Linked DNA regions of Homo sapiens: region 2 is linked to region 1. A link is a contact called in ENCODE Hi-C or POLR2A ChIA-PET data. All regions are on one chromosome and are shown on one strand. Each heading gives the region's core, a stretch centred on a gene start or an enhancer-like site at or near the end of the contact. The rest is flanking DNA. Distances are from core to core; before and after follow the strand shown. Region 1 has its middle 9.1 kb from the start of RNF111. Region 2 overlaps MYO1E (myosin IE).

Evidence for each region. A loop is a pair of places that touch in the nucleus more often than their neighbours do. ChIA-PET counts read pairs that join two places held with the same protein, here RNA polymerase II (POLR2A). Pooled maps may share reads with other maps.
Region 2: a loop to region 1 is called in a pooled map, with 2.9 times the contacts of the local background. The contact joins two enhancer-like sites. A Hi-C loop is called at or near these places in 2 of 50 pooled maps. POLR2A ChIA-PET finds 5 or more read pairs at or near these places in 2 of 52 experiments (GM12878 and activated naive CD8-positive, alpha-beta T cell).

What each region holds. Positions count from the first base shown.
Region 1 is chr15:58,974,846-58,982,242 of GRCh38, reverse strand. No RefSeq gene overlaps it. Among named protein-coding and RNA genes, the nearest start is that of RNF111, 9.1 kb to the left of the region's middle. RefSeq lists enhancers at 2,316-2,365, 2,756-2,855. Within about 2 kb of position 2,647, at least 5 of the 41 ENCODE cell types and tissues checked have a DNase peak (open chromatin) inside an H3K27ac peak, as active enhancers do; they include GM12878, where a contact is called at or near this core.
Region 2 is chr15:59,331,617-59,339,063 of GRCh38, reverse strand. All of the region lies in intron 1 of MYO1E (myosin IE), which reads left to right. Among named protein-coding and RNA genes, the nearest start is that of MYO1E, 38 kb to the left of the region's middle. RefSeq lists an enhancer at 3,417-3,486. Within about 2 kb of position 3,468, at least 3 of the 41 ENCODE cell types and tissues checked have a DNase peak (open chromatin) inside an H3K27ac peak, as active enhancers do; they include GM12878, where a contact is called at or near this core.

The sequences.
Region 1 (7,397 bases), core at 1,398-3,897:
CTATCTCTGTGACTCTGTTTCTAAAAAACAGAGGTAACAAATTATGGACTAACCAGGGGACACAGAATGCCTGGAATTTTGCAGATGAGCAAAACTTCAAATATCATGATATGTTTCTGGTTATCAGGCCAAATTCTGGGCATGTCTGAGGCTCTCTCATTCTGTGAAAGTATATTTTTAAGATAAAAGTGTAGAAAAATGAAAGTGAAAGCTGCCATTCACCATTGGTAATGTAAGCCTAGAACCACAAGCAAGGATTTCCAACTGACTGATAACCATTCTCAGAAATAGTTTAGTCTTTTAATTACCAATATTTTTACACACTTGGTTAAAGTTAGTCAGAGGTTTACCAGTGAGCATTTTCATTAAGTTGTTGTTAACTCTTGAAATGCTTTTGCAATGTCGCTTTTAAAATTCAGAATTTTTAATGCGCTCACCTCTATTAGCAATCTTTTTTACAATTACAAGTTTCTGGCCAGGTGCAGGGACTCACATCTGTAATCTAAGTGCTTTGGGAGGCTAAGTTGGGACAATCACTTGAACCTAGGAGTTCAAGACCGGCCTGGGCAAAATAGTGAGGCTCCATCTCTACTAAAAATCCAAAAAAATTAGCAGGACATTATGGCATGTGCCTGTAGTCCCAGCTACTCAGGAGGCTGAGACAGGAGAATCACTTGAGCCTGGGAGATTTAGGCTGCAGTGAACTATGAACACGTCACTGCACTCCAGCCTGGGTGACAGAGTGGGACCTATCTCAAAAAAAACAAAAGTTTCTGATCATTGAAAAGTTAGACTGGATAACCTCCAAAGTGCCTTAAAGTTCTAACATTTCATATTTTGCTTCAGACCTAATTAGATTTATGAGAACGCTATATTACAATTTCAAGTGTGATTTACATACTGGCTACTTAGTTGCAAATTCAGAACAGGAAGTAAAGACACTTTGATGCATTTGCTTGTTATTATTTACAGATCATGCAAAGTTTTCCAAAATCATTTAAAAGTTTCTCTAAACTACATTAGTATTAGTTTTAATTGCACAAACTAATACTTGATTATGATTTTAAGTTACAGGATTGCAGAGACTGTGCTTTGCTCAGTTGAAAGATTATATAGTACATTGTTCTCAGGAGGCTGAGGCAGGAGGATCACTGGAGCCCAGGTACTCAGGGCTGCAATGTGCTATGAACGTGACTGTGAATAGCCACTACACTCCAGCCAGGGCAACACAGTGAGACCATGTTTCAAAAAAAAAAAAAGAAAGAAAAAAATTATTATACAGTACATTAAAAACACTGATATATTGGGGGACTGTTCAGAGATAAAGATATAGAAGAAGAAGAAGAAAGAGAATAAAATGAAAGTGCCCATGTGCTAAAAGGGAATTTTAAAAATTTATTCGATAACTTGAATCCAAACACCTTTAGCAGTCAGGGCTTCTGATAAGATTGTAATTATTTTTGACTTTTGACAGAACATAAATCACTATTATGCAACAGAAATTTGTAAATATTAGAGATTTTAGTTTAATATCTTAATTTTAAAATTTGCTTAAGTATTTTTAAATTCTGAAAATATCAAGTGATTAAGGTTGACAATCACGAAACTCTGAAACCCAATCTATTTAAATTATACCGATAAGAAAAATCTATTTTCAAACCGTTCACAATTTAGAATTGAGTTAAACTAGGAAAGAGTGCCACCTACTGAATCAAAATTGCTTAAACATCTCAACATTAAGTTCATTTTGCAAAACCTGTAAAGCTCTAGCATTTTTTTCCTCAAAGATGTACGTTTAAGATAATCTTCATACAGCAAATATTGTTTTATTTAATGAAATTTTCTTTTTCAGTAGCAGATAACAGACTAGACTGGCCACAGGTGTTTATCATCCCAACATCACCCTGACAAACGAGAAAGGAATTAAAAACGTACAAAACACAAATGAAAATGGGAGAAGGTCATTAGCAAGCAAGTTATTCCACCTAATATCTGAAAGATAAAAATCAGAGGACTAGTGATTGTTATAGCAAAGTATCAAAGCTACACCAGACCGGGCAGGGTGGCTCACGCCTGTAATCCCAGCACTTTGGGAAGCCAAGGCCGGCGGATCACCTGAGGTGGGAAGTCCAAGACCAGCCTGACCAACATGGTGAAATCCCATCTCTACTAAAAATACAAAATTAGCCGGGCGTAGTGGTGCACACCTATAGTCCCAGCTACTCAGGGGACTGAGCCAGAAGAATCGCTTGAACCCGGGAGGCAGAGGTTGCGGTGAGCCAAGATGGAGCCATTGCACTCCAGCCTGGGCAACAAGAGCGAGACTCCGTCTCAAAAAAAAAAAAGCTACACCATTAACTACTGTCAAAGAAGGCTGCACCAACAAGCAAGCTGCTATGCTTTGCAGAATACAAGACAGGCTATGGACTCAGGCCAAAGGCAAGGGAGGCCAACAGTAAAATGTAGAAATGAAACCAGAGGAGATTAATCATAAGTCTCTCTGGGCACAATCCCGTGAAACCTTTTCACCTCTCTCTCACCACATAAAGAAAATGTGGCATCTAGGCTTTTAAGTCCTAGGCTAAAAACAGGAGCAGGGAGTTCTGTAAAGAAACACATTGAAGTAATTGAGAAGAACCAGAACAGCTGGTGAGACAAGCAGTGATAAATACTTCACATTCTAAGATGTATAGGCCCCACCTGCCCACACATGCCTGGTGGTAGGCAGCACCCTTCCACACAGACATCACACTTAGGGTTTTCTTGGTTTTGGTTTTGGTTTTTTTTTGAGACAAGGTCTTGCTCTGTCGCCCAGGCTGGAGTGCAATGGCGCCATCTCGGCTCACTGCAACCTCCACCTCCCAGGTTCAAGCGACTCTCCTGCCTCAGCCTTCCGGGTAGTTGGGATTACAGGTGTGCACCACCATGCCCAGCTAATTTTTGTATTTCTAGTAGAGATGGGGTTTCGCTATGTTGCCAAGGCTGGTCTTGAACTCCTGGCCTCAAGTGATCCACCCACCTTGGCCTCCTAAAGCATTGGGATTACAGGTGTAAGCTACTGCGCCCAGCCACATTTAGTTTTCATAAACTTTTTTTTATTGTTTGTTTTTGTTTTTGTTTTTTGAGATGGAGTCTCACTCTGTTGGCATGGAGTCTCACTCTGTTGCCAGGCTGGAGTGCAGTGGCGTGATCTTGGCCCATTGCAGCTTCTACTTCCCAGGTTCAAGTGATTCTCCTGCCTCAGCCTCCTGAGTAGCTAGGACTACGGGTGCACACCACCACACCTGGCTAATTTTTGTATTTTTAGTAGAGACAGGGTTTCAAGTCCAGGTTTCAAGCTGGTCTTGAACTCCTGACTTCAGGTGATTCGCCTGCCTTAGCCTCCCAAAGTGCTGGGATTACAGGCATGAGCCACTGTGCCCAGCCGATAAACGGTTTTTAAATGACAATAGAGAATGGAGATAATTCAAAAAACATAAGAGGGAAAATATTTTAAACTCTCTAATATCCTCAGAAATTAAAAATGATACTGCATTCTTACAATAGGAAAATGATGTTATTTTTTAAAAAGGAAGAAAGAATCTTTAGAGATTAAAATACGATTCCTGAAATTAAAATTCAGTAGAAGGGTTAAAAGATAAAAGAAAGACAATATTCCAGCATATAAGACAAAAAGAAAAATAAATGTGAAGGAAAGGATAAGAGAGATAGAAGTCCAACCCTAGAAGTAAAATATCTAATAGAAGCAAGGTACGGTGGCACACACCTATAATCAAGGAGGATTCCTTGAGCCCAGGAGTTTGATGCCAGCCTGGGCAACACAGAGAGAGCCCCATCTCATTTAAAAGAAAAAAAAAAGTCTAATAAAAGTTCTTCCAAGGGAGAACAAAGAAAATGGAAAAAAGAAATTAAAAAAAAAAAGAAATAAAAATGTCCCAAAACTGAAAAGGAATTCTAAAATTCTAAAATCATGTATTCATTCACCCATTGATGGACACTCAAGCTTCCATATTTTGATGATCATAAATAATGCTGCTATGAGCATTCATGTACAGGTATCTGTGTGAGTTCCTGTTTTCATTTCTTATGGGTATATACCTATGAGTGGAATAGCTGGGTCAAATGGTAATTCTATGACTATCTTTTTGAGGAACTGCCAAACTGATCCACAGTGGCTGCATTGCACCATTTTACATTCTCATCAGCATTATATGAGGATTCCAATTTCTCCTATCCTTGTCAACACTTATTATTGTGTGTCTGTTTAATTATAGACATCCTAGTGGGTGTGAAGTAGCATCTCATTGCAGTTATATTCTGTTTTATTCTTTTAATGATTGCCTTAGCAATTACCACATTCATCCTTACCTATTAAAATCTAGTATTGTTACATTTAATATCCTCTTGATCAAGAATCCATAAATTGCTTTAAAATATTTACCAGCTGGGCACAGTGGCTCATGCCTGTAATCCCAGCACTTTGGGAGGCCAAGGCAAGTGGATCACTTGAGCCCAGGAGTTCAAGATCAGCCTGGGCAACATGGTGAAATCCTGTGTCTACAAATAATTTTAAAATTAGCTGTGTGTGGTGGTGCATAACTGTAGTCCCAGCTACTTGGGAGGCTGAGGTGGGAGGAGCATTTGAGCCTGGGATGTGGAGGTTGCAGTGAGCAATGATTGTGCCACTGCACTCCAGAGTAAGACTACTGTCTCAAAAACATAAACAAAAAAAAAATCTACTATATACACTCCCTCCACACACACACATACCATTTGTGATATTTTGGCCATTTACTGAAATTCTATAACATTTAAACCCCACAAGACTTTATTATTGTTTTTCACACCCCCTGTTTTCGCAGTCAATATGATTTTTTTTTTTTATTTGACACAGAGTCTTGCTCTATCGCCCAGGCTGCAGTGCAGTGGTGCGATCTTGGCCCACTGCAACCTCCACCTCCCGGGTTGAAGCGATTCTCCTGCCTCAGCCCTCCTGAGTAGCTGGGATTACAGGCTCACACCACCAAGCCCAACTAATTTTTTTTGTATTTTTTTTTTAGTAGAGACAGGGTTTCACCACATTGGTCAGGCTGGTCTCGAATTCCTGACGTTATGATCCACCTGCCTCAGCCTCCCAAAGTGCTGGGATTACAGACGTGAGCCACCGCGCCCCGCCGCGGTCAATATGATTTAGATTTATCCTCATAATTATCATTTTCTTTGGTCTTCATTGATTTCTGCATCTCTGATTTTTCATGCAAGATAATTTTCCTTTTACATGAGGAATAATCTATAGAATATCCATATACATGTGTATATATATGTATATATATATATATATATATATATATTTTTTTTTTTTTTGAGATGGAGTTTTGCTCTTGTTGCCCAGGCTGGAGTGCAATGGTGTGATCTCGGCTCACTACAACCTCCGCCTCCCAGGTTCAAGCGATTCCCCTGCCTCAGCCTCCCCAGTAGCTGGGATTACAGGCATGCGCTACCACGCCCTGCTAATTTTGTATTTTTAGTAGAGACGGGGTTTCTCCATGTTGGTCAGGCTGGTCTCAAACTCCTGACATCAGGTAATCCACCTGTCTTGGCCTCCCAAAGTGCTGGGATTACAGGCATGAGCCACCACGCCCAGCCTAGAATATCCTTAAGTGCTTATCTGCTATTGATAATATCTCTCTTTTGTTTTTTTTTGGAAATATATGGATTCACCTTCATTAATGGAGTATTTCCGGAGTGATAGTTATTTCCTCACTGCACCTTGTAGATATCATTTCACTGTCTTCTGAAGTCCTTGTGTAGCTTCTAAATTGATGTATTTTTTTTCTGGCTACTTTAAGATTTTTCTTTTTGTCTTGATTATTAAAGTTTCATTTTGATGTGTCCAGTTGAGCATTTATTAATACTTTTATTTATTCTGCTTGGGCTTCGTAGGGCTTCTTGACAGTGGACTATCAACCATTATATCTAAAATATTACCTATAATCCATTCTTTCTCTTTTTCTTCTAAAACTTCAATTGCATATGTTAGATCTTCCCACTGTATTTAGTATACTTTTACCCTTTATACTGTATTGTTTAATTACTCCTTGCTTCATTCTGGATAGCTTCTTCTGAGCTTTATTCCAGTCACCTAATTCTCTCTTCAATTATAACTAATCTACTAGCCCAATTTTTAAAAATTTGGTCTCATATTCTTTTGCTTCCGGAATTTTTTTACCCAAATCTGCTATGTCAGTTTTTTATAGCTCACAGTTTCCTGCTGAAATTTTCTATCTTGATTTTGTCCCTTGAACACAGTAATCATAGTTGTTTTATAGCCCATGTCTATAATTTTCTGGAGTCCCTGTGATTCTTTTTCTGTTGTTTTTCCTGCTGACTCTGACTCAGCTTCTTGTGTCTTTGTGTTCCTCTTTATCTTTCACTGTGTTCAGGAAACTGTGGTTGAAATATTATTTATAGAAATTATCTGAGATTTGTTATGATGTTAACTTCCTCCGCAAAGGATCTTGGTTTGTAGATGTATCTGCCAGGTGCTCAAGGTGGTCAGCAGTGTAGGACCAAGGTGTGTGGTTTTCTGCACTGCCACATGATGTGAAGGAAGGCCATAATCCATATTCTTTTTTTTTTTTTTGAGACAGAGTCTCACTCTGTCGCCCAGGCTGGAGTGCAATGGCACTATCTTGGCTCACTGCAACCTCTACCTCCCAGGTTCAAACCAACCTCCTGCCTCAGCCTCCCGAGTAGCTGGGACTAAAAGGTGCATGCTGCCACACCTGTCTAATTTTTTTGTATTTTTAGTAGAGACAGGGTTTCACCATGTTGGCCATGTTGGTCTCAAACTCCTGACCTCAAGTGATCCACCTGCCTCGGCCTCTCAAAGTGCTCAGATTAAGGCATGAAACACCACACCTGGTTCATAATCCATATTCTTTCTCTTAGAGGACACACATTCCTGGCCCTGCCCAAAGATGGGAGTGGGTCACCATCCTTGGTGGGAACTATAGATCTACCCTCATTCCTTCGGTCCAGCACGGCTTCTAAAACTACAGTTTAGTTTCTCATTTGCCTCCTCAGAGTGTCGTATTCCTAGGACAAACATGCTCCCCAAGTCCCATATCTTGCCTTGTAATTCCTCACTAAATGATTAGCTGTTTTATGATTTTTAAAAGACATATTTATAGGTAGTCTATAATTTTTAGTACCTTCAATGGGAAGGTAGGTACAAATGATCTACCCCACTATAATTTAACTTTGGATGTCCTGCCCTCAAGGTTTAGTCTTAGGCTCTCCTTTATTTCTTTGCCCAGATCGTTCTTCTGTGCACCAGATATATATGCTCAACTGCCTATTCTACATCTCCACTTGAATGTCTAATAGGAATCCCA
Region 2 (7,447 bases), core at 2,219-4,718, 360 kb before region 1:
GTATCCCAGGTTCAAGCAATTCTCATGCCTCAGCCTCCCCAGTAGCAGGGATTACAGGCATGTGCCACCACGCCTGGCTAATTTTTGTATTTTTAATAGAGATGAGGTCTCGCCATGTTGGCCAGGCTGGTTTTGAACTCCTGGCCTCAGGTGATCCACCTGCCTCGGCCTCCAAAAATGCTGGGATTACAGGCATGAGCCACAGCGCCCAGCCTGATGTTTTATTTATAGGGTGCACTCTTCATTGTTTAAATGTCTATTTTTAGATGTTGATAGACCTTTGTAGGTAGTTTCACCCCTGTCTTTGGTTCTCTTGCACTGTTTGCCCCATATCATTCTAAATTTTTACCCAAATGGGTTTTCAAGGACCTTGCTCCTCCTGCCTGTGGGAAGTGGTTACAGGTTAGCAATAGTTGAAACTCCCCTACTGTTTTTCCCAGCTTAGCAGGGTGGTTGGAGACCAGCCCCAATACTCCTGAGAGCCCATAGAGACAGTCCTGGCTCAGCACTGAGGACATCTTGCAGGCAGGGTTGGCTGAGTGTTTTATGGAGCGAGCTTAAGAGGAGATGTTCTAAAACCAGAGAGGAAACATTTTTCTCTGTTCTCTGCAATTCAGCAGGTGATATCCCTTCATGGATTTATAATAAACACAGTCCTCTCATTGACCAAGGTTGAAAAACTCAGAAAGTTTGCTCAGCACAGATCTGGGAGTCAGGAACGTACTATGTGCTGTGGAAGACATTTCAACTCCTCTTTCAAGCAAAAAAAAAAAAAAAAAGTCAATACTGATCTAGTTTATATAGCTATTATAAAAAATTATATTAATGAAAATAGAAATTCATTTGTAAGTAGAGACAGCTACCAAATTCCTAAGCAATCTATTCATTTTTGTTTTTTTTTTTAGACTTGAACACTTTTTCTTGCCTTGCCTCACAATGCAGTTGTCAATATAGGGCCACTTTAGTTACACCTATTACCTGACTCTGCAAAGACCACAGAGCTTATTTCCTTTAGAAGGATTTTGTTTGATTAATTTACACTCTTCGCTGACATTTCTCAGTTGAGTAGGAGGAAAAAAAGGAGTTTAATTTAACCATATTAGCCACATCATGGACAGGGAAATGTATGGAGGATGTTTAAGTGATTTGCCTTATTGAGTAAAGATATATCTAAGCTTAGATTTTACTTTGTCCTATAAGAACTCTGTGAGCGAGATTTTTTTTTCTTTTTTGAGATGGAGTCTTGCTCTGTTGCCTAGGCTGGAGTGCAGTGGCACGATCCCAGCTCACTGCAACCTCCACCTCCTGGGTTCAAGCGATTCTCCTGCCTCAGCCTCCCGAGTAGCTGGGATTACAGGAGCAAACCACCACGCCCGGCTAATTTTTTATACTTTTAGTAGAGACGGGGTTTCTCCATGTTGGTCAGGCTGGTTTCGAACTCTTGACCTCAAGTGATTTGTCTGCCTTGGCTGCCCAAAGTGCTGGGATTACAGGCGTGAGCCACTGTGCCCAGCCGAGCGAAATATTTTTGACTATAGTAGTCTGAATGTTCTTTTAAGTTTCATAATGTAGGCTAAAGCTCTATTTTCTGCCAAATGCGAAATTGTAGAACAGAATAAAACCATGTGCTTTATATTATACGAATTATATCTGATGAATGTTCATGTTTAGAAAAATCACAATCAAGCTCAGCAGTTGTAGATATGGATAACACAACTCCATTCCTGAGCAGAGCAGGTTTCATCATAATTGCCTGCCTTATGTTTTGTTTTCATACCTGTAGTAAACTTAGGAAACTTAAAAATTATTCAATAGAAATTTAGAGTGTGGAGCCCTGGTTTGAATCCTGGCTCTTGTCATCTTAATCAGTTCCCTCCATTTTTACATCTGTAAAACGGAAATATTCATAATAATAAAACACCTCCATAAGAATCAAATGAAATAAAGTAGAAGTGCTTTGTAAAAGATAAACAATTCAATAACTGTACAATTCAGTAACTGCAAGGAGGTATTATATAAGCATAGATTTTTTTTTTTAAAACTAGGAGTTGTCAACCCAAATGTCCATCAATGATAGACAGGATAAAGAAAACGTGGCACATATATACTGTGGAATACTATGCAGCCATAAAAAAGGATGAGTTCATGTCCTTTGCAGGGACATGGATGAAGCTGGAAACCGTCATTCTCAGCAAACCAGCCTAGGAGCAGAAAACCAAACACCGCATGTTCTCACTGACAAGTGGGAGCTGAACAATGAGAACACGTGGACCAGGGAGGGGAACATCACACACTGGGGCCTGTCAGGGGGTGGGGGGCTAGGGGAGGGGTAGGAGAATTATCTGATGTAGATGATGGGTTGATGGATGCAGCAAACCATCATGGCACGTGTATACCTATGTAACAAACCCGCACGTTCTGCAAATGTATCCCAGAACTTAAAGTATAATTAAAAAACAAAACAAAACAAAAAAAGACCAGGGGTGTACTATGTGAATTACTGGAGGTATCAGAGAATTCTCAGATGATCCAACACATGTCCAAAATTCAAGTACTATTAAAAACACATAATTTTAAAAATAAAAGTTACTTATGAAAGCCTGACTGCTAGTTTTAAAGGGACATAAATAAACCTTATTTACCTTATTTATGTATGTCCCTTTGAATCTAGGGTTTTTTCTTTTCTTTTTTTTGAGACAGCGTTTCACTCCCATCACCGAGACTGGAGTGCAGTGGCATGATCTCGGCTCACTGCAACCTCCATCTCCTGGGCTCAAGCAATTCTCCTGCCTCAGCCTCTGAGTAGCTGGGACTACAGGGCCACGCCATCGCACCCAGCTAATTTTTGTATTTTTTTTAGACATGGCGTTTTGGCATGTTGTCCAGGCTGGTCTCAAACTCCTAGCCTCAAGTGATCTGCCCGCTTCAGCCTCCCAAAATGTTGGGATTACAGGCCTGAGCTACTGCACTCGGCCTAGTTTTTTTTTAATTCCAGAAAAAGTTTCAAGATTTTTTTTTTTTTTTGCTTTTGTGTTAATATTTTGGGTGTAGTGGGAGAGGGGGTAGCACACTTGAGTTGCTGCAGGACTTGTTTTTTTGTGTGACCAGAGAGAGCCCACAGCACACAGCCGGGTTCTCATTGGAAAGGCATCAGAACAAGTGTGTGCAGACAGCACCGCTTATAGTCCGTGACACTCATTCCTCCGCATGAATCAGGGCCACACATGGCTTCAGATGATACAGGTTCTTTCCTGACATCTCAAGGGGAGTCATTTGAATGCGTCCGTGTCTCTCCCACTACCTCTCAAAATGCCGGACTAAGTTAATTGGTAAATAAATGCTCAGGCTGCTTAGCAGTGGCCTATCTCTGAGGCATGAGGTCTAATATAGTTTAAATGTAAGTCCATCGTGGCCTCCAAGTAGCTAGGAAAACAGGTGGGGGACTTCAAAGAGATCTGAGAGCAAGCCTGGCCGGGTCTCTTGTACTTTTCCAGCCCTGGCTTATGTGTGGGACAATGGTGAAAAGCAGCCCTTGAGGTAGAACCAAGTGGGTTTTTTTTTTATTCATATTCGGCACAGATTTATTGATGCAGAAAACATGCTCTCCTGATGTGGCCACAGAATCATCACTTGCTTCTTTCAAAATCCGTAAAATCTTGCATTCTGTGGTATTTGGCAGATTACATCTCATACTGTAGCAGCCTGCGCTTGCCAGCTGAAGTGTCTGAAAGTAGCTTGGAGTCGTTTTCACACTCTTTGATGCTAGTCCACCTTTTACTACATACCAAGGATAGTACATATATCCACCAAGTGGTGCCAAATCTTGTTCTTTATTCTTCTTAAATTTGAACGTCAAAATTGCACTTTAATAATAAAAATATAAAGCCATGAGCTATGCAAATAATGAATAAAGATTATTCTGAGTAGGCTTAGATGCCACAAGAATGCCCTTGTTTTTCTCTTTCACGGTTTGACCCAGTGTGGTGTGAATGTTCTCTTTGAGACAATCTTTGTGTTAAATCTTTACACTAATAAATGTGTTAGAACTTCTTCAGGGATATTCTTAGCGAGGAGGAGTTGGTGGATGTGTTTTTTGCAAATAGGCTTCCTTTGTCTGCTTGGCAATTCTCTATGAGGTTTCTGAAAGTGTGACCTGTACGTGAGACATCTAAGTGGATGGAGCAAAATGAGGGAGACATATATGCCAGTCTGATAAGTAAATCATTCTTGTAGTCAGTGTGGAAGAGTTGGCAAATTTCTCTCTGATTTCCTTCTGTTTTTGACCCTGCCAGGCTGAACCCAAAGACCCAGCATTGTGACTGGAAGGGCCTGCGAAAGAAAGCCCTTGCCAAGTGATCTCTGTATAATCGTCTTTCAGAGACTTAATAAGCTTTGGAGAATATTTGGATGAAGTTGGCAGTTTTATTGATACCATCTGATTCTACTTTGGTCCTGTAGCAGTTTCTGCCACTTTGTCACCAGTGGGGGGAATATGCTGTTACCATAATGGAAAAGGAGGACATTTGGTAGCATTTTTCTGTGTTTATGTCAGGAGTCGTCTAAAATGGTCATTTTTTTTTTTTTTTAAGAAAAACAACATATGCGTACAAAGTAGGTGTATATATTTATGGGGTACATGCAATATTTTGATACAGTCCTACAATGCATAATAATCACATCAGGATAAATGGGGTATCCATCACCTTAAGCCTTTATAATTTCTTTGTGTTACAAACATTCCAATTATACTTTTAGTTATTTTTACTTATTTATTTATTTTGAGACAGGGTCTCATTTGGTTACCCAGGCTGGAGTGCAGTGATGCAATAATCATGGTTCACTGCAGCCTTGACCTCCTGGGCTCAGGTGACCCTCCTGCTTCAGCTTCCTGAGTCGCTGGAACTACAGGCGTGTGCCACCATGCCAGGCTAATTTTTAAAGTTTTTGTACAGATGGAGTGTCACTATGTTGCCCAGCCGGGTCTCAAGCGATCCTTCCACTTTGGTCTCCCAAAACATTGCTATTACAGGTGTGAGTCATTGTGCCCCACTGACGAGAGGTTCTTCATATTTCTTTTATATCCACTGCCACAAAACTGAGTGCAATTGGTCTATTCAGTCAGGAAGTCGCTTACCTTTCATGTGCTTCCCTATTACCTGGGCATATTTCCAGGGGGTTTCAGAGGAAGAAGTAGCTCTTTCCTATGAGGATATATGCTGGTTCTGAAGTGTTTACTTAGATGCATAGTGGAAGCTCAAAAAATATTTACTGAACTCACTCTTGTGGTTTAGCTTTCAACTATAAACATAGGAATAAAGGGAGAAAAAAGCATGAAAAACTAGAAGCTGAAAGCCAGGCAGGAAGAGAATGGATCTAGAAAGAAGTAGGAAGTCCATTTGCTCAGAGGAAGGATACCCACTCACCAATGGGAAATAGGTCCAGTGTTGTGTGGTAGGGTTGTGGGTAGTAGTAGTAATTTCACAATGGGTGTGGGAGGTTGGTGAGTAGATGGACTAGATTCAAAAGTAGATACCTCGCTCTCACCTATAGCCTAGCAGTTTGGGAGGCCGAGACAGGAGGATCGCTTGAGCCCAGAAGTTTGAGATTAGCCTGGCCAACATGGCAAAACTCCATCTCTACAAAAAATACAAAAATTACCCAGGCGCGGTGGTGGAGTGCCTGTAATCCCAGCTACTCCGGGGGTTGCTGTGGTGGAGGATCACTTGAGCCTGGGAGTTCAAGGCTGCAGCCAGCCAAGATTGCACCACTGCACTCCAGCCTGGGTAACAGAGCGAGGCCCTGTCTCCAAAAAAGAAAAAGAAAAAGAAAGAAAGTAGATAGTGATGAAGCTGGATAGTTAAAACAGAAACTTGAAAAGCAAGATGTGGAACTGGGATATAGGATTTCAGAGTTTAAAAGAAATGTGACATTTCTTAGTGGATTGTCCTTCAGTTGTGTTTACTAAGCAACTGTCAGCTAGTGAGATTACTGTGTATGGCCAATCCAGATAAATAAGACGATCAAGTCTTTATGAAAAGGAAAGAAAAATTTGGAATGCACATCTCTGTCCAGCTCAATTCCTCACTCCTTTTTTAAGATGGAGAGCTGTTAGGTTTGTCTACACAGTAGGAAACACCTGATTAAATAACAGCATGGAGCCAATCTTGACAAAGAAATTGGCTGCATCCAATAGAATCCCAGGGCCGGTCGTGGTGGCTCATGCCTGTAATCCCAACACTTTGGGCGGCCGAGGTGGGAGGATCACTTGAGCTTTGGTCTCAGGGCTTTGAGACCAGCCTGGACAGCATAGTGAGACCTCGTCTCTAAAAAATTAAATTAAAAAAAAAAATAGAGCGCCAGCAAAGTCAATTCCTGAACTCTCTTCTGTTCAGTAGTAGCAAAAATGCCTGATCTAAGTGATGGGGAAAGTTAGTTTATGTGGCTGTAGCATCAGACACATCACTGACAATCCTGCTGTGGATTTATAGCACAGGGGACACTACATCTAGAAACACCTGTCTGTGGACTGCTGCTGCTGTCAGGTTAGTAATCTGTGTATTCTAATGAGAATGGACGTGGCCTCCCTAGTGTCAGCCACATAATGGAAATCCTAGATCAGCATGCTTACTTCTTCCCATCTAATTGCAAGTTGTAATTTGTAAATAATGGGTTTACTTTTTAATTTTGAGAAGGTAAATGTGTTGCTGTACAAAAGCCCAGGATTCCTTCCCGTTAAATCGGCAGCATTCTTGGACACAGTAAATCCTATCACACACTTTTGTCTCACAAAAGAAGTAGCGGCAGTTAGAAGACTTTGAATTCTCCCTTACCCGTGACTTTGAGCAAGTGATTTAACCTCTCAGACAACACAGTTCCTCATTTGCAAAATGGAAATAATGTCTACATTATCTATTTCTACTCACAGAGTTGTTTTAGGACACAAAATGGTAAAGGAAGGAAAAGCTAAGTTACTGCAACATGGTAGGATACTTTTGCTTTTAAATTTAATTTATACGCATCCCAATTTTTATCTAGAACCTAGATTTCAGGCTAAAGAAGAGAGCCGTTGGGCTTCATTCCACTTGTAGTAGCCTCACGTTACCCTTACTGTGAAATTAGTCTTTGTTTCCTTTCATCTCTTTTGAATATCACCCTTGCCCTGCAATAATAAAAGAGAGCTGCATGCAGTGAAATCAAACCATGAAATTATAGAATTGTAGAGCCAGAACTAGCTACATATAAACAGAAAAGAAAATTTGATTGAAACATTAATAATTTTCATCAAGGTGAAAATGACTGACAGGTATTACTTTAACAGAGTTATTTATACTTTTTAAAGATGTGCTACTGACCTGTTAACCTAATGAAATTTAGATGGTGGAAGGGATATAAGTTGTTGAAAATTTGGGATTCATTTCTTTCCATCTTAGTATTTTTGGAGTGGTAG